Regions from separate parts of the Homo sapiens genome. Here region 1 is linked to region 2. The links are chromatin loops, found by intact Hi-C in ENCODE. Cell type or tissue: Caco-2. All regions are shown on one strand. Links, peaks and the distances in the headings refer to the core of each region. The heading gives the core; the rest is flanking DNA. Region 1 overlaps ADGRG6 (adhesion G protein-coupled receptor G6). Region 2 overlaps ADGRG6 (adhesion G protein-coupled receptor G6).

The links. Hi-C counts contacts between places; a loop is a spot of excess contacts. Peaks named below come from ENCODE experiments on the same cell type or tissue, not always from the same donor. Only the 100,000 strongest peaks of a DNase experiment are listed, where the experiment ranks them.
Region 1: it touches region 2 in a loop (6-fold over the local background); 9 of 110 quality-filtered maps call a loop at or near these places.

Annotation. Positions count from the first base shown.
Region 1 is chr6:142,318,109-142,330,127 of GRCh38, reverse strand. The region is part of intron 2 of ADGRG6 (adhesion G protein-coupled receptor G6); the gene reads right to left. Among named protein-coding and RNA genes, the nearest start is that of ADGRG6, 22 kb to the right of the region's middle. In Caco-2, for the core only: no CTCF peak of the experiment used is centred there; a DNase peak (open chromatin) is centred at 6,517.
Region 2 is chr6:142,369,862-142,381,880 of GRCh38, reverse strand. ADGRG6 (adhesion G protein-coupled receptor G6) reads right to left here. Exons shown (of 25, transcript NM_198569.3): 4 at 11,088-11,711. Among named protein-coding and RNA genes, the nearest start is that of ADGRG6, 74 kb to the right of the region's middle. RefSeq lists enhancers at 5,872-7,071, 7,029-7,630. In Caco-2, for the core only: no CTCF peak of the experiment used is centred there; DNase peaks (open chromatin) are centred at 3,540, 4,460, 6,450 and 9,390.

The DNA of each region.
Region 1 (12,019 bases), core at 2,713-10,712, 52 kb after region 2:
AAAACCAAATACCACCTAATTCTTAACCTCTCCCTTTTAAAAAAAATTGCAGTGGCAAAAAAAAAAAATTGCAGTGGCAAATGAAAAATTTCTTCCAGCAGAATATGTTGTTTTCCTTGCCAGAGCCTAGTAGAGACTAAAATAAAGAAGCACACAACTGCAGGCTATATATGGGCTGCAGTGGAGAGTGAAGTTCATCAGTGCTCACGTATCTCACCTTTACACAGCTGTCTTCCCAGCCTCCTCCTTTTCTACTCCCTTCCTATAAGTGGCAGATATGTGACTGTTGTCATTGCACTGCAATTAGAAAAACTTAGAGAAGAATAAGATATCTTAAGGAGTAACCAAGAATGCATTAGCTACTGAAGTATTTGTACACCAATGTTTAAATGAAAAAGAAACCCTCAAGGCAGGAATACCTATTCACCACTCTAAGGTCCTTTCATTTACCCTTTGTGTTGATCACAAACATGACTCAATGATGGGAGCTTTTTCTACAAACAATGATTATTCACTAAGGGAAGGGGGAAATGCTAGTTTATATTAAATTCACTCACGTTGTGACAATTTTTGTTTTAGTAAGGACTGTGATGATCTCGTAAGGTAACAAAATAGATGCAAAAGGCTGCAGAAGATGGCTGATGCTTATACAATTATTTTCTTCCCTTTCAAAAGTGAAAATATTAGAGAAAAATGAAGAAAATAACCTTCAAATATTTTGGCATAAATGTCTTCTTTATAGCTACTTTTAGTTACTAATAAATTATTAAAATGAAATTGCAAACAACACTCAGAAAGGAAAAAATATGGCTAATGAGCCATGAAGATTATATATTACCCCAGAAACTCTCCCAAATTGGTTGTCTCCCCAAAAGTTCATTTTTAAAGTCCTTGGTTGAAACTTAAAATATTACTTTCCAAAACAATACTTCATGATTCATTGTGCAAATAACTGTGCTAAATAATAACAACTATAGCTAACATTTTACTTATTTAATTATCACAAAGACCTCAGAAGGCAGGAAGTACCATGACTGCATTTCACAGAGAAGTAACTTTTCCAGGGCCCATATGAAGTGTAAGTAATAACACCAGTATTCCAACTTACAGTTCATCTTCAGAGCCCACACACTGAACCATTATACTCTACTACCATCTCAGGGAGCCAATGTGGGGATGTGGATATAAGTAAGAAAAATATTATAAATGCTGGACAGACTTTTTAGGTAGCTCAGGACAAAAATTAAACTACAATTTACCTCAATGTCAATTTCATCGATTAAGAGTTTAAAACAGTCCAATTTTAGCTAACATCGAAATCACCTGGAAAGCTTGGGCAAACACAAGTCAATGAGCGCTACCCCAGACTTTCTGACTCAGTAGGTCTGTAATGACGCCCAAGGATTTGCATTTCTATGGCATTCCCTGGTGATACTCTACTGTTGGTTCCAAGACCAGACTTCACTTGAAAAACCACTGGTATAAAACTCTCTGGCAATACTTATAATTGAAACATAATAGAAGAAATTTTGTTGAGTACAATTACTGAACTATAATTAGATTTAAAAAACACAACCTGACTCCTGGCTATCAAGATGAAAGAAATGGAATCAGAAAAGGATAAGCAGGTCAGCCCAGTGGCTCACACCTGTAATTCCAGAACTTTGGGAGGCCAAGGTGGGAAGATCACTTGAGCTCATAAGATCGAGACCAGCTGGGCAACATGGTGAAACACCATCTCTACAAAATACACAAAAATTAGCCAGGCATGGAGATGTGTGCCTATAGTCCCAGCTACTCAGGAGGCTGAGGTGGGAGGAGGGCTTGAGTCCAGGAGGCAGAGGTTGCAGTGAGCTGAAATCATGCCACTGCACTTCAGCCTGGACAACACAGCAAGACCTTGTCTCAAAAAAACAAAACAAAACAAAAGGATAAGCATGTAAGGAGGTGTAAACCTCCATAGCCTTTGCTTGATATTGGTGGGCCCTTTGGAGGTTTACCTCCAAGATAATGGAAAAAACAATGACTAAGGACTAAGAGTCTGAAGAACTGCGTTCTGTTTTGTTTCTGTTTTCCCATAGGGCTGGCACTTAAGTATTCCTAACTTTGGTCTCCTTATCTGTAACGTAGGAAAAATAATTCTTTTGCCTTTTGGGAAGGAGGGAGAAATTGTAAGAATCTGATGAAGTAACTGAAAAAAAAATTACACACCAAGAAACAATATGCAAAATAAAGTAACATTATTGAGATATTGATCAAATTTGATTTAATCTCAAAATGTAGGATTCTTGTTTTCTTTCAAAAAAATTAAATGTTAACACTAGTTTATGATTACTGATCATTACAATGAGTCATGGAGGCATATTTCAACTCAAAAGATTTGTAAAAAAGTGGAGGAGTAAATGGAAGGGAATTCAGTGAAAAAACTGATAAAGAGCTTACCCTTTATAGAAATAGCTGACTTCCCAAATAGGATGAATAAAGATTGGTTACATAATACTCTTGCAGAGAAAGGGAAGTGGAATGATGACAGGTAAGAAGCCATCAGGTGCAGGTAGAAGAGTTCTGGTGCTACACAATGAGGGAAATGATAATACACATTTCCTATAAATATCTAGTAGCTTATCTTCCAACTGAATTGAATAACGATGTTCAGCCTCAGAGGTTTACTCTATGTCTGTATTAATTAAAATCTGTTTCTTGCTACAGCTGATTTTCACACTGTGTTCCAAAACATTTCCTAATATAGACGGTGAACTCCATGTGTTAAGTTTGAATGAGAAGATTTTCCAGTTTACACAGAAAGTTGCTGTTATGGTACTTCCAGTTCCTCCTAGTCCCCAAAGACTTTTTTTTTTTAATGAATTCCTCTTTTTATCTTTTTGCCTATCATTAAGTTAAATCTATGGTTCATTTGCCTCATTCTTTATTTTATGAGGCTTTAAAAATTAAAACATTTTTAGAAAAGTCATATTACCCCACTGACAACTGCATTACATCTAAAAACAACTTAATTAATAAAGCATACACACCCAAACAAAGTACTGGAGCAAGATGGAATACTAGTCTTTCATAATCAGACCAAGATGAGAAATTATCTTGGGTACTTTCACAATACCCATGATTTGGTACTAAATCATTAAATCATGTACTAAACGTTTTCTGGATGCCATCAGTTTCTGAAAGAATGATCTGTGTCAATTAATCTTAAAAGGATTCTTAAAGTAAAAAGATTTTCAAATAAAAAGCAAATGTATGCAAATATAAATCCCACAAGTCTACAAAAAGGGTTCAGAGCCAGCTAATCACTCATGCCCCTCCACACACATACACACACCCTTAACCCTCACTTAACATGACTGCATGACTCTTTCCACAGATGCTTCTGTGATCACTTCAGCCATGATTTATCTGTCTCCACCTAATAACGGAGTTTTGATAACAGATGATCTCAGTCTCATAGAATGAGTTTGTTCTCACACCATTAATTTAAAAGAACAATGAACAGTCAAGGGGTACATAAGAACAAAACTCTGTTCTGTACAAGGAGTTGGTATTCAGTGTGACACTCATCTTGAACCATATTCAAGACCAAAGAAACCAAAAAAAAAAAAGCCAAGAGTCTGAAAACTCACGATCACTATTGTATATTGTAAATAATTAGGTCCAGCAAGATATGCCAATTATCTTTCTAAAATTCTAGTTAATTTTTCATTACCATTTCTTTTTGTATGGGAGTTTTGAAAATTCACAATTTTGCAGAAAGGAAAGGGAAACACAACTAGAAATCACTTATTAAGAAAAATCTTTTTTTTTTTTTGCTGGGAGGACATGCAGAGAAACAATAAAGTTTTGAATTTGTTTTGATGTATCCCACTTTAAATCCGTGTACATGAATTGTTCCAGAAACAACGTGTTTAAAGTCAAGTAGAATTATTTTGAAGACATATTTGGAAAAAAATAAAACTATTATTAACTCTCTCATCACTATGTTAATATTTGCATACTATCTACTAGTTTTTTACAGGCATGCATATTTTGCAAACATAGTATTTAGTATTAATATTTTATTATACTAAACCTACCTGTATTTCTACATTATAATTATAGTCATTTTGCCATAATTCATAAAATTATTCTGTATTACTGAGATTTTAGGTGGGTTTTTTTTCTACCTTACATAGTTTTAAATGAATATCTTCATGTGTGAAGCATTTGCTACTGAATTATATTCTTAGGTAATCCTCTTAGTAATTAATCAAAAGTACATTATCTTCCTGGATGATTACAGCAGAGACTATTTTTAAAAATCAAACACCTACATTTAATTTTAGTATAATAAATCCACTAATTCTAAGATAACTCCTTTTTTAAAAAAATCTACAAATATTCATTTAAATGGAAGCATATCAGATAAATTAGTAAAAGTTTGAAACTATATCATGTTTCTAAATAATTCATTGAATACAGCTATGGTTACAGGTATTTTGATTTTAAAGAACAGGGCACAGATACAATAAATGTAGAAATATTTGGTCTTTAAAATGTCAAAAATCCAAAACATACAATTCATTATATTGCAAAAAATAAGCTCCAAATTGGTTGTTTGGATTTTAGAATTCTTTTTCCCATGGAAATAACATTATAAAATTCAGTTAAAATCCCAGGCCAACTCATAATATAGCTAAAACAAAATTAATCCTAAATCCAGTTAATACCGTGGAGCCTCAGCCCAAGATTCTGCTAAGCTACAAGCCTCGTGGGAGATGTAAAGAATAGGAAGGTGGAGCTTGGTGGAAGCTCTAGCACTTCTCTCCTATGGGAACCCGGAGGAAGGTGATTACAGTGGAGGGCTATGCTGGAGCACAAACCTACCACAGGGATTGTTGGGTCAAGAAAAGACAGGAAGATGTAAACTTCATGGCCTTTTAGACATATTGTCTGTAAGTCCAAAGTTCTTATGTTACCAACTGCTTGGGAAGGTTTTCTTAAATCCTATGTACTTTTTAGGTATACAGCAAGAGACAAAATGACTGAAATGCAGAATGAGCTACGAGGATTTGTAGCATTCTAAATAATCCAAGTAAATATGCTCCCAATGTAACTAAAATGCATGGTTGTGCCTCATTCTATTTGTTTACAACATAGTTTCTCTGCCCTTCACATCAAACTGAAGAGTGGATACGTTGCCTTAATTATAAATGTCTCCCTTCTAATAATGGGCTTTACTTCATTCCCGTTGCAGTACCTATACTTTCTTAGTTTTGGGCAGAATCCAAAAATAAAGAAGATATACTCCCTACCTGTAGGCACTAACAATAAGGGAAAAATAGAAACATATTAATAATCATAAAACACAATATGGCAACAAGACATAGAATAAGTATGAATTGTTACAGAATTCCAAATGACAGATGGAGGAAAACTGGAGATTCAGAAAATACTTTGCTGCTCCATTTCCACCATTAAAATACTATCCAACAGGTGGTCACCTGGGTACACACATACCTGATAATTAAGACGAAAAAACTACCTATCTTTCTATCCTTATTTTAAATGCTGCCTACATGAAGAGGCATTTGAGACAGATCATGAGATGGCAAAGCACTTTATTAGGCAGCAATGACGGAGAATGGAGTTTTAGGTTGAATAAATGGTGTGGAGGTAGGGAAGTTTGTGGAATGCCAGAGGAAAAAATGTTTTCAGCTTGTTTATTTCTTAGATTATGTGTAAGGAAGTAGTGGAAATAGCTTAGAAAATACTGGTTGAGGATACATAGTGAGGGAACTTCAATGCCAATCAATAAAGGCCATGCTGACATCAGCAATTGAAAGCTCTCCTAAGAGCTTTAAGTGTAATTTCCTATGCAAATTACACTTAAAGAAATGTTTATAGGAAAGTGCTTTACTGCTAGATTGCAGAGGAAGACAGAAGGCAACAAAATCCATTTTTCTGTTTTACAGAAGCTGAGGCAACAGGCAATAAGGTCTGCATTAGAATAAAGGACATTCAAAAAATACAGTCAGACAAGAAATGCTCTCATATTTAGCAATGAATTAGATCTCAAAGAAGTCTGGAGGGAAGAGAAGTAATGGTATTAACACACTGAAGACAGGAAAAAGCAGCTTAGGTTGAAGAAGAGCTTAGATTGCTAGAGGTCTATGAGAAGCTCTCATAATCAGCCAGCAATAAAAATACAGTGGTATAAAAGATAAAATATGGTACACCTGTATAGGGCAGCTCCATTATACAGCCATGCACCCCATAACAACGTTTCAGTCAACGACAGACCAAATATATGATAGTGGGCCCATAATATTATAATCCTGCATTTTTATTGTACCTTTCCCAGACACATTCAGATACGCAAATACTTACCATTATGTTACAATTCCCTACAGTATTCAGTACCTGTTAAACAGGTTTATAGCCTAGAAGTAATAGGCTATACCATCTGCGTAGGAGGCTATACCATTTAGGTTTGTGTAAATACACTCTATGATGTTTGCACAGTGACGAAATCACCTAACGATGCATTTCTTAGAACATACCTTTGTCGTTAAGCAATGCATGACTAATCTTATGAGACCACTGTCATATATGTGGACTGTCAATGACCTAAATGTTGTTTTGTGGCACTTGGCTGTGTAACTGTTAACACAGGTCCTGTATAGCAAAATATCCGCTAAATCAGCTTTAATCTAAATGTATAAAACTAAGGAATGAGATCAGATTTTAAGATGTAAAGATTGAGCCTCACCTTTTTTTAATGCGTACTGGAATTCAAAATCATACTTTTCACCCTTTGGATTTACTCAATTATATATCGTACTTCTTCAAATTATCCATCCAATAAGGATACATTCTCACTTTCATGAGATGTTTTTGTATAACCCGCAAGCCATCTGGGACCTTAATATTAACAGCTGATGATTATGGGTCCTATTAGTTTGCTTCAATCAATAGCCCCATTCTCATTACAGTCTTCATAGGCAAAAAAAAAAAAAATAAGTGACATTTATACAGGGGTACAGATATAGCAGGTGCTTCTTCAGAAACAAGACTGTCTTGACTGATGCTTTCAACTCACTACTCACTCATGTAACCTCTCAAGTCAGTAACCAGGGCAGAACAAATAACACTCTCAGAGGCCATTCACCAGGTGCTGAGCTCCTCTAGGTCAGTGTTTTCAAGTGTTTGATTGAAATGTACTTTCTGGTTCATGCTTTATATTTGCTGGGAAATGAAATTTATAAAGATTTGTGGAGTTTTTCACCAAGAGCAGGCATTTGTGAAATGAGGACAAATCACTTTATAGTAAATAGATGATAAACCACTCTGTTACATTAAAACAAGTAAACAGACAAGTAAGCATACAATAAAAAATGAAGTGAGCTTTCCTGAGTCACCCATGTTTTATCTCTACTTTTTATTATGGTGACAAGCCAAAAATATCAGTAAGTCTTGCACAAGGTCCTAGTTAAAAAGCAAAATCCAATATATTATGAAAAAGGATATGTTGGTTTTTGCATTAGTTTTTAATTAAATGGGGGAAAGAAGCTCTCAAGGAAAAGAGCCTTCAGGCAAAGGTAGAATAACCCAAACTTTTGAATGTATGTAGAGGCTAAAGAAAGGTGAGGTGGCATCTTACACTTGACCTAAGCGAAGTTTATATCTTTGCAGAAATGGGTTCTCTTCCTCCGACCCAAATAATTTTTTTTTTATTTTGAGATGGGGTCTCATTCTGTCACCCAGGCTGGAGTGCAGTAGTGCAATCATGGCTCACCACAGCCTCAACTGTCCCAGCTCAAGGAATTCTCCCACCTCAGACTCTCAAGAAACTGGGACCACAGGCATGTGCTACCATGCGTGGCTAATATTTTTATTATTTGTGGAGACGAGGTCTCGCTATGTTGCCTGGACTGGTCTAGGACTACTGGGCTCCACTGATTCTCTCACCTCAGCCTTTCAAAGTTTTGGGATTACTGACATGAGTCACTGTGCCCAGGCCCCCAAAATTCTTAACTACTGAAAATATCCCTGAATACTGAATAAACATAACTAATACAAATACAGTAAAATTGAATATTCTTTTCCTGCTGGGAAGAAATATTTTCCAGCCAAAATACTCTAACAAATAAAGAAGTTGTGTTTTAGAAAGCTAGCACGTAATTCTCGATATAGATAGTAAAATCCTGATAGTTTTGGGAGCAGTGAAATTATGTTAATTGTGTCCTAAAACTATTACTTGTATATTTTAACTGGATGAGACTGTTCTAATAGAGGTATAATTTACATAGAAAAAAATGCACAGATTTAACTAAGCTGTTCAATGAGTTTTGATAAATGTATACCTCTATGTAATTATATTCAAATCAAAATTTGAAACATTTCCATCAACACAGAGAATCTTACCATATCTCCTTCCAGTCCGTTGCTCCCTAGAGGCCACCAGTGTTCTGGTTTTTATCATTATAGCTTAGCTGTGCCTATTCCGTAATTCCATATAAACAAAATCATAGAGTACGTACTCTATGTCCCTCTCTTTGTTCAACATGTTTTAGAGAACCCTATTCTTATTTTTGCATACATAGGTAGTTCATTCCTTTTTTGCTGAGTAATATTCTATATTATGAATATACCAAAATCTGTTTATGTATTTACATGTTGATAGACATTTGGATTTTTCTTTTCCACTTTGTGGCTATTATAAATAATGGTGGTGTAAAATTCTTATATAAGTCTTTTTGTGGATATTTTCATTTCTTTTGGATAAATACCCAATAATATAATTATTAAATCATAGTATATACACGTGTGTGTGTGTGTGTGTGTGTGTGTATGCATGCTTATTTTTGGAAACATAAGGATGTAATGAAAAAGGAAATATGTGAATCTTAAAAGCATGCAGATTGCTATCTTGCCATTTTTTTAATTTAATTCAGACTATTGTTTAAAAAACACTACTCAGTTTTATGCCCTGCTTCTCTCAATTACATTTTTATCTTTATCCCATTTCACTAAACATTTCAAAAATTAAGTTATGGTTATGTATACCTTTCATAATGTAAATATTCCATAATTATCAAATTCTTTCTTGGTGGATATTTGTCTTTAATATTTAATTATTATAACTATTTTTGTGATGAGAATCTATATGTGTTGTTACACATATGCACCTACTGGTCAAAGGGTTTAAAAAGTATGATAGATATAGAATTTATCAGCCTTTGAAAATGTCTTATTGCTCTAATATATATTTACAGAAAGGGATGACTACAACATAAGAAATTAATTCACAGGATCCTTTTTCAACTTAATGGTGTATTTCAAATAAAGCTGTACCACACTTATGCAATGAATATACAAGTACCGAAGCTAATTTTTGATCAAGTTATATCTGGGCTATGAAACCAGAAAAATGGAAATCAACCATCCAATTTAACGTCTGCTAACCATCCTCTGCCTGATTTTGCTATTAATAGAAACACAAGCTAAAAGTTCAGGCACGCAGTTTTCACTATGTGTACTAACTGTATCTTCCTACTACAGCTCACAAGGAACAAAGCCTCAGTACATATGGAAAAGGTATCTCTGACTGTAAAGGAACATTGTTGCAAAATTTCATTTCAGAGTCAGCATTTTAATTCATGCTACTAAGTTACTCAGAGTCAAGTTAGCAGTGCTATTGATATCAAAAGCAATTATTTTCACTCCCATTATTAGTTTAGTTGCATCCAAAAGTGCTTTAATGCTTGGTGTGTGCTGTTCAAGTTTAAATCAAATCCAACATAGATTTAAGTTTTTAATGTATTTTCTCAAAGGCACATTTTTATCTCAAATAATACTTTATTTTTAGCCTGAAATAGCCCACAATATATTTTCTGCTTTTATTTCTAAGATTACTAAAAATTAAAATACTTTTTAGGTACCATGTGTAAAGTACTACTAATGCTTCTAAGGCATAGAGTCTTAAAAAGTAACACTGTAGTCTTACTTTTAAAATATGAAAAGCTCTCCTTTAAATATGGGGAAAACAAAACTACATATGTTCATTTTTATTATTAGATTTCAAATCTAATTTTTTTTACCTCCACGTGAACAAACTGGTTTATGTATTCTGCCCTAAAAGCTAACATATACTTTTAACCTATTTTAACAAAGCCCAATGAACTACATCTTTTTCTGACCAAAAACGTAAGTTGTTACTTACAGCACTAAATGTTTATATTTTATACAAAATCTCTAGTTCCCACAGATGGGAGTTTTAAACTTAAATTAGCCCAAAGTTCCCAATTCAAGATGCTTTCAAACATAATTATGATAAAGATAAAGGCTGTGGTAAAGTAATGTCAGGCACACATAGTGGACAGAGAATAAAGATGTCTTTCTCTCTGTTTCACTTGAAACAACTGCTTTAAAGTAAATATTCTAATAACTGTCTTATGGAAAAATTTAAGTTATAATGGGAAAATTGAAATGTATTCAAAAGGAATAAACAGGAATGGGAAATGAACTAGGCAAACCAGGTGGTAAATCTGATTTAAATGAGAAACAAAAAAAGTCATATTAGTTGCTCAGAAGTCAGAAGAACCTAAAGGAACAATTTGAAGAATATGAAAAACTTCATGTAAAAAAGATGTGCTCTCAAAATTTGAATGTCAATAGACTAAATTTTAAATCATTAGTCATCTCATTCTGTCACACAATTTCACCCTTAAGCCAGACTTCCTATAAAAAAGGAGATTTTTGTCCGATTTACTTTGGACCCAGGGATTTTACTTAGGAGCTCTTACAATATACCCAGTGGAGATGAAAGCCTCAAAGGCGATAGTTATAAAGACAAAGAAGGTATTTCTGATCTAGATTCACCAACCCTCAGTCACAACTAAATATGCGTTTGAGCAAGAAGCAGAAGGCATCCAGGGCACCTGAAGTGCTATTACTATCTCCAGGTTTTCAATATGTGTGTCAGGGCTGTTCACCAATGAGGAAACTAAGGCTGCCATTTCTAAGGCACAACAGTATGACAGAGAAAAATCATAAAACTGCAGATTCAACAAACAAAAAACAATTTTTTCATTGAGTGCCCTACCACCCTAGGGAAGCTCTCAACCTCTGTGCCCTTCAGCATTCATCTTCATCTGCAATTGCACAAATCTTACTTACAGAACTGTAGCTAGTGGGGACATATCTATCTCCCCTGCTGGGCTGGAAGTCCTCATTCAGCTTTGTCAGCATCGGCCCTCACTTAACATCCTCCAGTCTGGTCTCCCACTTCCCCATCTAGCCTCATTCCCTACCTTCTTCTGCAGAGACCCTTTATTCTAGTAATGAGAAATATGCATGCTTCTACAAAGCCATTTATAATGCATCTGTGCATTTGTCCTTGTCCCTGCTCCCTTCTCTGCCCAGATCCCCCTTCTCCATTTCTAGATCCATTCTCCATATTCTCCCTTTCTGTTGTCATCAGAAGACACAGTTTTAACATTATCTATCCATGAGAATTTTTCTGAGATCTCTTCTGTTATCTCTTGACATCATGTCTATAATTCTACTAAATCGCACATCACACTGCATCCTATTATTTTTTCTCACGTTAGTCTCCCCAATAACACTAAAATTCCTTAACATTAAAGGCAATGATTTAGCTTTGCAAAATTAGGACTTTGAAATGAGCCTGATATATAAATATATAATATATAAATATATTATATATATATTTAAATTACATATAATATATAAATATATAAATATATATAAATATTATATAATATATAAATATATAATATAAATATATATAATATATAAATATATAATATAAATATATATAATATATAAATATATATAATATAAATATATATAATAAATATATATAATATATAAATATATATAATATAAATATATATAATATATAAATATATATAATATAAATATATAATATATAATATATAAATATATAATATATATAATATATAATATATATTATATAAATATATAATATATATAATATATAATA
Region 2 (12,019 bases), core at 2,223-10,222:
GTTGATGTAATAGAAGCAGCCCTAGAAGAGTCCACCAGTAATTCTTTGATATCAAGAAAGTCTCTTAAGGCCACTGTGCCTTAATTTTCTCAAATGTAAAACCAAAGTATTGATATTGTCCTCAAAATCTTTAACTCAACTTGTGAGTCATCACACATGAAAAGAAAAGCAGTGCCACTGCCCCTTAAAGTTTGTGCAAAAAGTTCAGGGCTTTTTGTATAATAAATTTTAAGAGTTTGGGTGGGAATTCATACAAATAAAATAATACAAACATCAAGAATAAGTTTCAAAAGTGAAGTTAATATGAATTACCCATAAAACGCAGTTTTGGTTCATACATCCTAGCATATGCTATTTGTAATTCCAGAAATATGTTTCTGTGACTTCAATTCAGTCTCTGTGTCTTTTTATTTCAAGCTTTTACTAACTCATCCTCAGCAGGAAACAAGTTTTGAGCTAATTTTTTAGTAGAAGTAGATTTTCATTGTTGCACTAAATCTCCCTCTGACAATTAACAGACTTTTTCCAACAGCTTGAGTCTGAGAAAAATTGGCTAAGCTTATAACAAAGCATATTGTATCATAAACACACACAAATACAAATATATATGTATATGTGTGTATACACATATATATACACACATATATAATATGCACGATATTTTAAGGGACATTTATATAATAGTGGTTTTATTCTAATAAATATTTCAAAACTTTCCTGTGGGAATGTGTAGGCACAGCTCGCACATGAGCTAACAAAAGATACATAACTAGGTAAACGGTATGCATAAGCAGAAAATAACCTAACAGTTTAACAGTATCTCCAGAGGCATGGTTTCTTCATCCTTGATACCTCAGGGCACTTGACCCAAGGAAAGAATCATGATACTTCAGAAAGGCCTGATATTACAGGCAGGCTATGACATGACACTGACTGGCAAGAAGCTCTTGTCACAGACCTTTACACATTCACTCAACAAACATTTACCTATTGCCTACATTATGTGAGGTACAGAGGCCAGAATGATGCTTTAAGCTAAGTCGCTGCTCTCAGGGAGGCATGAAAGGGAGATGGCGTCACAGTTCTAAGTGCTATTAGGGAAGTGCTCCGAAGGTGGCAGTGGCCCAAAGGAGGATGTGACAGCAGCTTGGTAAGAAAAGCGAACAGAAAATCCATTTCAAAGAAGAAGGCCCATGAGGCACAGGAGGCTGTGAGAGAGCCAGGGGTAAGAAAGTAGAGATGGGTATTTTACTGGCAGACAGAATTTCTAAAACAAGTACCAAGGAGGCACTGAGACGGTCTGTGCACTCAAGTCACTGGGCTTTGCTAAAGTAAAGTAAAAACTGATAAGGATGATCAGATACACAAACAATGGATAGCTGCTGTAAGGCTTTGGAAAATAGCAACACCATGAGCACTAGAACCCTCTGTCTTTCTTCCAGTGGTTAATCCCACACACTAGAACCTTGAGTGGTGGGCACTCAAGATTGTAAACCAAAAATGAACTTCTAGGGCCCCCCACAACCATCTGAATGGACTCCTCCTCTTGGCCGAGGTCCCTCCAGAGTTAACCTGAAAATCGAGTTGAGGCCATGATGGAAGAGAGGGTTGGACATGCCTCATTACACCCCTCCAGCATTAACATCAACATAGACCCTAAGTCTGATAAGAAACATTTACAATCTATCCTCTGTGAAGCCTGTTACCTGGAGGCTTCATCTGCATGAAAAAATCTTGGTATCCACAACCCTTTATTTAACCCAGACATTCCTTTCTACTGATAATAACTCTTTCAATCAATTGTCAATCAGAAAAATTTTAAATCTACCTATGACCTGGAAGCCCTCTCCCCACTACTTTGAGTTGTCCCACCCTTCTCCAGATTGAACCAATGTAAATCTTACATGTATTGGTTGATGTATTGTGTCCCTAAAACATATAAAAGCAAGCTGTACCCTGACCATCTTGGGCACATGTCATCAGGACCCCCTGAGGCTGTGTCACGGGTGTGTCCTTAACTTCGGAAAAATAAACTTTCTAAACTAATTGAAACCTGTCTCAGATATTTTGGGTTCACCAGGTGAACTAACATTGTGAACTCTTTTTCTTTTTTTGAGATGGAGTCTCGCTCTGTTGCCCAGGCTGGGGTGCAGTGGCATGATCTTGGCTCACTGCAAACTCTGCCTCCCGGGTTCCCGCCATTCTCCTGCCTCAGCCTCCCGAGTAGCTGGGACTACAGGCGCCCGTCACCACGCCAGGCTAATTTTTTGTATTTTTAGTAGAGACAGGGTTTCACCATGTTAGCCAGGATGGTCTCAATCTCCTGACCTCGTGATCCGCCCGCCTCGGCCTCCCAAAGCGCTGGGATTACAGGCGTGAGCCACCGTGCCCGGCCTGTGAACTCTTTCTTAAAGGCAGTGAGGGAAAATGAGGAGGTAGGCAAGTAAACTATATTTCATTTGAAAACAATCATTTAGGTTCTACAACCAAAAGAAGGGAAACAGAAGCAGGACTACTACTAATAATTCAGCCTTGATATCATAAGTAATAAGGATTGACAGAAAGAGATAGATACAGATACAAGAAATTTAAAGATAGAATGCATAACATTTAGCAACTAATTAAAGACAGAGGAAAAAAGGAAGAATAGAGGACGTTTTGCTAATTTCCAACTTCAAAAACTGGTACATATCGATCTAATAAAAGGAGATAGGAAATAACAGAAGAAGAGCAGACTTAGGTGGGGTAGGGTAAACACTAAGTCCAGTAACGGAAACTGAGGTGCCTGTGTGACACCTAGACGCAAAAGTGTTTTTGTAAGAGGTGTAGCCAGGAAATACTCATCAGAAGCTATAGAGTGTTTGGGATCACTGGAGATAGATTGTAGATTTGAGAAGGAAACAGGATGGAACCACAGATATTTCTATATTTAAGCATCAGATATAAGAAAAAGAGCTATAGACTTAAAAAGGTAAAAACAGCTTTTACAGAGGTGGTTTTACATAATTTAAGAGAAGAAAGTTTAATGCAGGGTGTGACAATATCAAGAATACCAGAAAGGCCAAGAATTATAAAGAATGAGAAGACCTTTAACTTTGCATTGGGATTTTGGTAGTAACTCTATAGAAAATAGTTTGAGTTGTGTGGGAATGATGAAATCTAGACTGCCAAGGTCTGACGAGTGAATGCAAGAAGAGGAAGCTTGGCTGTGAAAGGAAGCAGAGAGAGGAAGGGGGAGTTTTAAAGATTGAAAACTTAAGCAAATGCACAATGAAAAAAGAACATTTGAAGAGGCAGAAGTTAAGGCAGGACTGAGGTGGAATTTTGTCTTGAATGCTTTTTGCCCATTATTCCCTTGCATCACATTTACTGTATGCCCATTTTTTGTAGGACCTCCCTTTTGTAGGTACTTATATTTTGTAAGGGACTTCCGCAAACTAAAAAGCCTTTAAAGTTCAGAGACTAATGAAATCTCAGCCTCTGTAGCATGCAATAGAGGAGACCCTGGAGGGAGTTCCTGTGGTTCTCATATTACACACAATGTTGGCAGTCAAGGGCTTCTTAGGCCACTTCTGGCACTGATACAATATCTCTGGAAGACAAAGGGAGATAAGGGCTCAGTGTTGTGGGAAAGCAGTTTTTAGGCAAACTACATTCCCAGTATGTTAAAGAGCTTAGAGGTAAAAATAAGAAAAGAAAATCAGAAGAGCTATGATTTAGAGCAAGATATTTAACAATTTTCTTGAACATTTCATCAGTTTCATTGCACAGTAACAAGTATAAATTTCAATATGTAGCATTCTTTTATGGGAAACTGCAACAATTACTTCTCAGTATTTTAGTTAGCTGTTCCTTCTGGGGAACTTCTAGTTTAGCAAATTGACATTGCTTTAAACACTCAATAAACACTATTTTAATATGATCCAATATAACAATAAAAATCACACTGGAATATTTTTAAGTAAAAATGGTATAAATACAAGTGACTAATTTAATTAAAAGGAAATTTAATTGATAAATGAAAACTTGCATTACAAACACACCAAAATAAACAAATACATGAACTATCAAAAGTATATACAAACTTTATTTCTACCCAGTTCCATTTTCAGCATATCTGCATAAAAAGTCAATATCACAATCAGTTTTCTTTGGCTGATGGATTTACACATCAGGAGGTTGTTAAGAAAGAACAAACAATCCACTCTCCTGGATAATGATATGTTTTATCATCAACAAATTGGTTTTAGAATATGATGTGTATGTGTTCACTGATTTTCGAGGCTACCAGAAAGGTGTTTTCAGGTGTTTACTTAATATTAATGAGACAGCCAAATGTCTAGGCAGATAAAAAGGGGCGCCCGGAGAATCTCCCACCCGCCCCACAAGTGTTTACATCAGATGCTTTCGTGCAGATGAGGAAACCTGCCCAGGCCTTGCCTGAGCCTGCCCATAGAGGACTGGAGCCCGACTTGTGGGAGGTGGGTGGAGCCACGGGGAATTCATGCCTTATGCAGGGGAGGAGGCTGCTCTCTCCAGCTCCTGTGGGGACCTGGGAATCAATCAGTGAGGTGGAGGGCCTGTTGGCAGGCCTCCGTCTCACTTTGCTGAGCTTTTTGTTGTTGTTTTTTGTTTTGTTTTTCCTTTTTGCCCAATAAAGTCCTGCTCTACTGACCACTCGATGTGTCCGTGTGCCTAAATTTTCCTAGTTGTGTGACAAGAACCCGGGTTCTAGCTGAACTAAGAAGCAAAGTTCTACAACATTAACAGCAACATTTAGAGCCAAGTTTTCTTGAAAAAAATGTAATCACTGGAAACAGGCAGTTGAGGAAAAGCTCTAAAGCTGTTAATCCTTCTCTATCTGTTGTACTTTCCAAATTATGCTACTGAAAGGAGTCACTATATGTTAATATTTACACAAGTTGTGGTAAAAAAGACTGATGTGTAGCCCACTGCTCCTCTCATACCTACTTAATGATACTCCAAATAACTGAAGAGCAAATCCTCACAATAAGTTGCAATAACAGAAAAATAAAAACAGTAATTCCTTTCATTTTTTTCTTTGCAGTTGCTACTAAGATGAATTTTTCAACTTTTCATAAATAAATATATTTAAAGTGAAATTTAGTCATCTATGTTCATAAAGAGTTTGGGCATCCTCAGAGTATAAAGTCCTTTGCAAAGATAAAATGATTTATCTTAATTTTATTATTTAAAAATGATTTAGTAATCTAAAAATATTACATTCAATCATTTGTTAGAAGTGCAAGGGAGGAGCCAATAATGAATTGAAGTTTTATAGCTATGAAGAACAGAACTGTAATGATTATGAAACGGTAAAAATCCAAGAGTTGATGAAACCTTAGCAAACTCTGTAAAAAATCCTAGAGAGGGAAACAAAAATACAAATCCAGAAATTTCAGAAAAGAATAACAATAAAGTATTTATGAAGTGTGTCTTATCTCTACAACCACAGTAGCTAACCAATGGAAGTGCCTAATAAATGCTTGTTAAAATAAATGTAATTTGTTTGAACTTAGACTATTCATTGCGTTATACTGTACCACTCCCTCAGGAAAGAGTAGTAATCAGTAAAATAAATAAAACTAGTAGAGAAGGCACTGTCTGTTCTTTGTGAAAATTGACGGACATCAGCCAGTATCTAAACTTGAATCATTACACAGGCAAATAAATACTTGCACCTATAATTAAAGAGTCCACTAAAAATTTATCTATCCATGAGGGTCATAAAACTGAATGTATTTAATAAAATTGTTATGAGAAAAATGAAGATGCTATAAAATGAAGCAGATTTACTGCTAAATAAACATTTCGTTTTTAAAAGTATTGACAGGTTTAACCATGTTTTTAAAAATCTGCTGAAAATTTCCTAATTAAGGTAAAATTCCCAAATATTTTTTAGAAAAGTATAGGAAAACAAAGTCATATACTAAAATCGTTAGAGTATTTATTAATAATATATCAATTTTATTAAGGCTAGGATGTTTAATATGTGAAAAAAATGACAGGATATTTTAATGTTGAATTGAGTCAGTTCAATTCTACTATGTTACTTTCGTACTAAAATTTATTTAGCAATATACCTTTGCAAAATCTATTTATTTTTCCATCACAAATTAATCCTGAAATAAAAGCTCATATTTAGCAGACATTGTCCATTCAGTGGAATGCTAGAAATAAATTTCTATTCTCCCATTGGTTACTGTACTGATTAGTTTGTTGGAAATTATAACCATAAACAGCAAGATGCTTTCATTTCCTGGAAAAAAAATGAAAGGTTAAAATGTTAACAGGGTACACTTATCAAAGATTTGCTTAGCTAACAAGCCTTGATATAATCTCTGTTTACAGGTATTTCCTGTCAGTTAATGAGTGACTTGGACTCTTCAACTCCCAAAGCTGATGATTAAGCAGCAGGAAATTCCCTCTCCCATCATTTCTCCTGAAACACAGTCCAGGACATCTGAATGTCTGGAATGTGAGTGTTTAACGTCAACTTGGAATGGCAAGAAGATCACTATAAAAGTTAGAAAGACTCAAATATATTGACTCCGTTAAGTTCACGGTACCCTTTTGACAAAATTACTTTGAAAACTTATAGATGACTAAGATACATGAGTATGTATTTGATGCACTCCGATAATCTTAAGGCTTGGGAAAGGAGTCTCAGGGACAGAGTTTAAGAAATTATGAGAACTGCATGATCTTACTTAAATGTGGAACCTAAAAAGGTTGAACTCATAAAAGCAAAGAATAGAAGAGTGGTTTCCAGGGGCACAGGGGTGGATGGGGCACAGGAGTTGAGAATGTATGGGTCAAAGGATGGAAAATTTCAGTTAGACTGGAGAAATACATTCAAGAAATCTATTGTACAACATGATGATTATTGTTAATAACAATGATTGTATACTTGAAAATTGCTGAGAGATTTTAAATGTTCTGTCTACAAATAAAATGATAAGTATATGAGATAACAATGAAAGTTAATTAGCTCATATTAGCCATTCCACAATGTATACCTATATTAAAACATGTTGTATACCATAAACACATATAGTTCTTATCAATCAATTAAAATAATTTAAAATAATTTTTTAAATGAGTATTCCCAGACATAAATACTAGACAAGGAGACAGGAGACACGTGTTGGAGCCCACCAACTGCCTCTGCCACTTTTTTTTGTCTAAGCTTCAGTTTCCTGGCCCGTATAAAGGGAGTGGCATAAATCAGCATTCCCATTTAAAAGCCCATCAGGGCCAGATGGCCATCTAAAGACAAAAAGGGGGCTGGAGTGGGAAGAATAAGGGGTTGCTAAGGGCTAAAGTAAACTGGGAAGCTCCTTTGAAAGCAGCAGCCACCATTTAGCTCCAGCTGTGTTGGCCATGCAGATATAGTAGCCTAGTGTATTCTGTTTACCAGAAAAATCCAAAACTTCATTTTTATGTGAAATCTAATTGTTTAATATTGGAAATAATTCATCAATTAAAAGCACTGTGTGAAACAAATGTAAATGAACAGGAACAAATAAATGCTACTACCACCACCCATGTCGTAGGGCTAAACTAGCCTGTGGGTGATTGGTTTGTTTTCCCTGGCTGAGGAGATCTAGCAGGTCTTTTCTAGTGCTGTCCAAAGTATGTGGTTCAGCAAAGCGGACTCTCAGTTCTTTAGACTAGTTTCAGGGGGTGGCAAATGTTCTCCTAAAGGGCTAGACTGTAAACATTTTAGGATGGCAGGCTATACTGTATTGATCACAATCAATTAACACAGCCATTGTAGCACAGAGGCAGACAAAGACAATATATAAACTAATGGGCATGGCTGTGTTCCAATTAAACTTTATTTATAAGAACAAGGGAGCTTAGTCCCAGCTACTCAGAAGGCTGAGATTAGAAGATTGCTTTAGCCCAGGAGTTTGAGGCCAGTCTGGGCAACACAGTAAGACCCCAACTTAAAAAAAAAAAAAAAAAAAAAAAAGAAAAGAAAAAGAAAAACAAGTATTAAAAAAACATGTGTGCTGGGCACAATCCCTCATGCCTGTAATCCCACCACTTTGGGAGGCTGAGGAGGGAGGATCACATGGGGCCAGGAGTTCAAGACCAGCCTTGACAACACAGTGAGACCTCATCTCTACAATAAATGTTTTAAAAAATTAGCTGGGCATGGTGGTGCACACCTGATGTCCTACCTACTCAGGAGAGCTGAAGTAGGAGGATCACTTGAGCCCAGAAGTTCAAGGTTATAGCGATCTCTGATGGCACCACTACAGTCCACCCTGGGGGACAGAGTGAAACCCCGTCTCTAAACAAACAAGTAAACAAAAATGCATGGCCTGTTACAGGCCCTCCTAATTTGCCAACCTCTGGTCTAGAGAAATTCTTAGAGAAGCTTAGGAATCCCTGTAAAACTGAATCATACTTTTTCATAGTTAGGTATCCAGGAAGTATTGTGGGAAACAAATATTATTTGTTTGAAACAAATATGTTAACACACTGCAAACCTAGTGTTTTCTCACAGAATGCACTGCTGGCCAGAGAGATGGCTCTTGGACCTTCATACTTCTCCCCTGAGCAAGAATGAGCTTTAGCCTATCCTGGTACTAAATCTAATATCTAATCCTGTTTATGATGAATGACAGTCTAATTTATACTGGTTAGAAGAGCACAGCTCTAATACCAAACTTTCCAAGCTCCAATCCTGGCTTGGCTACTTACTAATTAAGAGACACTGGATAAGTTAGTTAATCTCCACGTGCCTCAGGTTCCTTATTTGCAAAATAGGATCAATTATAGAACCCGTAACATGGGATCTATGGTGTAGGTAATCAACCAATATGTGTTAAGTGCTTAAAATGACATTTAGTACAAAATGTGTGTTCAATTTAAATATAAGTATTAGCAATTATTAACATAGCCATATTTGTTTTGGTTGCTGACATCTTCAAAACATTGTCCCATAAAAAGGCAAATATTAGAATGGTCTATACTATGACTTCTTAATAATGTCCCAGTCTATGGTGAAAAGAGACCCCTGAATTAAAGACAGTCACCCAGAATGCAGGAAGTGCACCATTCCCTCTCCTTATTCTTCACTGTCCCACACCAAACATACACACCTGACTTTCTCAATTTCTTCTCTGATAAAAGACTTCTCAAGGAGTCCCTGAAGGTCCTTTCTAGCTATCCTAACACTGAGAGAAGATCTTAGGGAACATCACCAGCTCTTATAAAGCTCTGCAGTTCCCTTGTGGAACAGGGTTGTGGTTTATCTACTTTCCAACATCCTGCAAGGAAATATCTTTCAAATGACATCACTTCACAGCCTTTCCACCACCTGTAGGAGTGCCATGGACCACACGAACAGGTGGGTAACAGGAGTTCTCAGGCCAGAAGGGCAGGCATGGGTCTGAGAAATTGGGAGGTGGCCTTGAGTCATCATAAGGGTGCTACTTTGCTCAAAGCGTGGGAATAAATTCCCAGTAAACTTCCCTCCAATATCATATACAAATTACTTTTGAATACTAGGCTCCTTCTTCTCCTTTTTAATTGAGAGTTATGTCTGTGACTAAAATGTATATATTATCACTGCCTTAGATTTAGTCATATGACATTTAAAGTTGATAATGAAACTTCTACTTTTTGTGTTTGAATCAGTCCTATAATAAAATAAAGGCTTCCAGAATTAACTTGTGTAAATGGAGAATATTAGGTGGAGATCTATTTTAATACAATTTTTATCACACAGAATTATTTCTCAAAATATTCTGCATTTAGCTACTTCCAATAATAGCACATTTACAGTCTCACAAAGAAGAACCAGAGACAGCACAGTATTTGAAACAAACTATAAATCCTCATTTTAAAAAAAATGGAGAAAAATGTTCAAAGAAAAAAATGGATAATTCCTGATTAAGATTTTCTATAAAATGGACAGTTTTGATATTTAAACTGGCTGAGTAAATACTATTCTCTTAGGTGCTGGTTGTTTATTTAAGTCATCCAATTGAAATTTAATTCCAGGATGATATAGATCAGTTTATTACTGTATCACCTTTGTGATTAAAAACAGTAACTGGGCCGGGCACGGTGGCTCATGCCTGTAATCCTAACATTTTGGGAGGCCAAGGTGGGCCGATCACGAGGTCAGGAGATTGAGACCATCCTGGCTAACACAGTGAAACCCCATCTCTACTAAAAACACAAAAAATTAGCCGGGCATGGTGGTGGGCACCTGTAGTCCCAGCTACTCGATAGGCTGAGGCAGGAGAATGGCGTGAATCTGGGAGGCAGAGCTTGCAGTGAGCTGAGATCTCATGACACTGCACTCCAGCCTGGGCAGCATAGCGAGACTCTGTCTCAAAAAAAAAAAAAAAAACAAAAAAAAACAGTAACTGGCCAGGCAGGGTGGCTCACACCTGTAATCCCAGCACTTTGGGAGGCTGAGATAGGTGGACCACTTGAGGTCAGGAGTTTGAGACCAGCCTAGCCAACATGATGAAACCCCATCTCTATTTTAAAAAAATACAAAAATTAGCTGGGTGTGGTGGTGCACGCCTGTGGTCCCAGATACTTGGGAGGCTGAGGCATGAGAATTTCTTAAACCCAGGAGGTAGAGTTTGCAGTGAGCCAAGATCACCCCACTGCACTCCAGCCTGGGCAACACAGTGAGACTCTGTCTCAAAAAAAAAATACCAATAACTTACTTATTAATTTCTTTTGTTTCAAGCCTAGTGTTAACATTTGTATTTGAGATTCCACAATTATAACTATTGTTATATTCGTGATAAACTCTGTGATATTTTATGACATAGGGAAAACTTAAGAATGGTAAAACCAAATGTCTTGATGGAGCATGCATGGCTTATAATCAAATGTGTGCTATAAGAGCTGAGCAGACGACATTTTAAAAATTAAAAGAGCTTTTTAATGACAACATATATATATATGTCTATATGTGTGAATATACATACAGGTACATTTGTGTGTATGTATAATTCTTTGTTGACAATCATATTCATAGAATAATGCTAAAAAAAAAAAAAAAAAGGAATACGCTACAAACTCACCACAGCTTAGGTTGCTTTCAGCTTTCAGAGCTAGGTTTGGGATATTCCAGAAGTCATTTTGCCAGTCGACTACATTCCCTTTCACATTACAGCTGAGGTTGGAGAGGATTTTGGCATTCATGGTAAAATTCCAAAGTCGAAAGTTATAAATGTCCCCTTTTAGAGAGACAATTTCATTTTGATTGGAGCCCAACAACAATTTCCCATTCCCAGGAATAACTTTACTAATGGTAGAATCACATGGAACTGTTTCATAGTTTCTTTTGAAATTTACACCAATAGAGCCCAAAGAATTATTCCAAACAAGGCAGAGCTGTTCAAAGCTTTCTGCAAAAATGTCTTCTTTTTCTTTGACAGGTAATGCATTATTCAACAAACATTTTGAATCAGAAATGGATAGAAAGTAGCCACTCTTGGCCTTTCCAAAACTGAGCAATTGTGTGAAGGATGCATTTGAGTAGGAGAAAGCTGTCCAATCACTGTCTTCATGGCCAACTTTGGTTGCTTCAAAGCAGAGTGTGAAAGCACTGAGCTCTGGAATAGAGATGCTTTTTGCAACAGATACCTGGTAAGCATCTGATGTCTGGGGTAAAATGACCTTTTGATTCCTTAAGGACACGGCAACTAGGACAAAACATAACAAGAAAGATAAACCTGTTAACTTCAGAACACAGACTAATGTGATGCAAAACATCAAGCCCTCCATCGCTTTCTACTAGTTAACTTTTTACCTACCATTTGCCCCATCCCTCCCCTCTTACTCATCTATCCTCTGTCACCAGCCCATTACCAATCGTCTGATATCAGTAATAATAAGAAATTCTACTCATTTCATCTCTAGTCATGATTGGATCTCACACCTAAACTTTTGAGTTACAGCCAGCAAAGTTGATAAGTATTTTTTAATCCTGAAACTAAGAAATTAACAATTT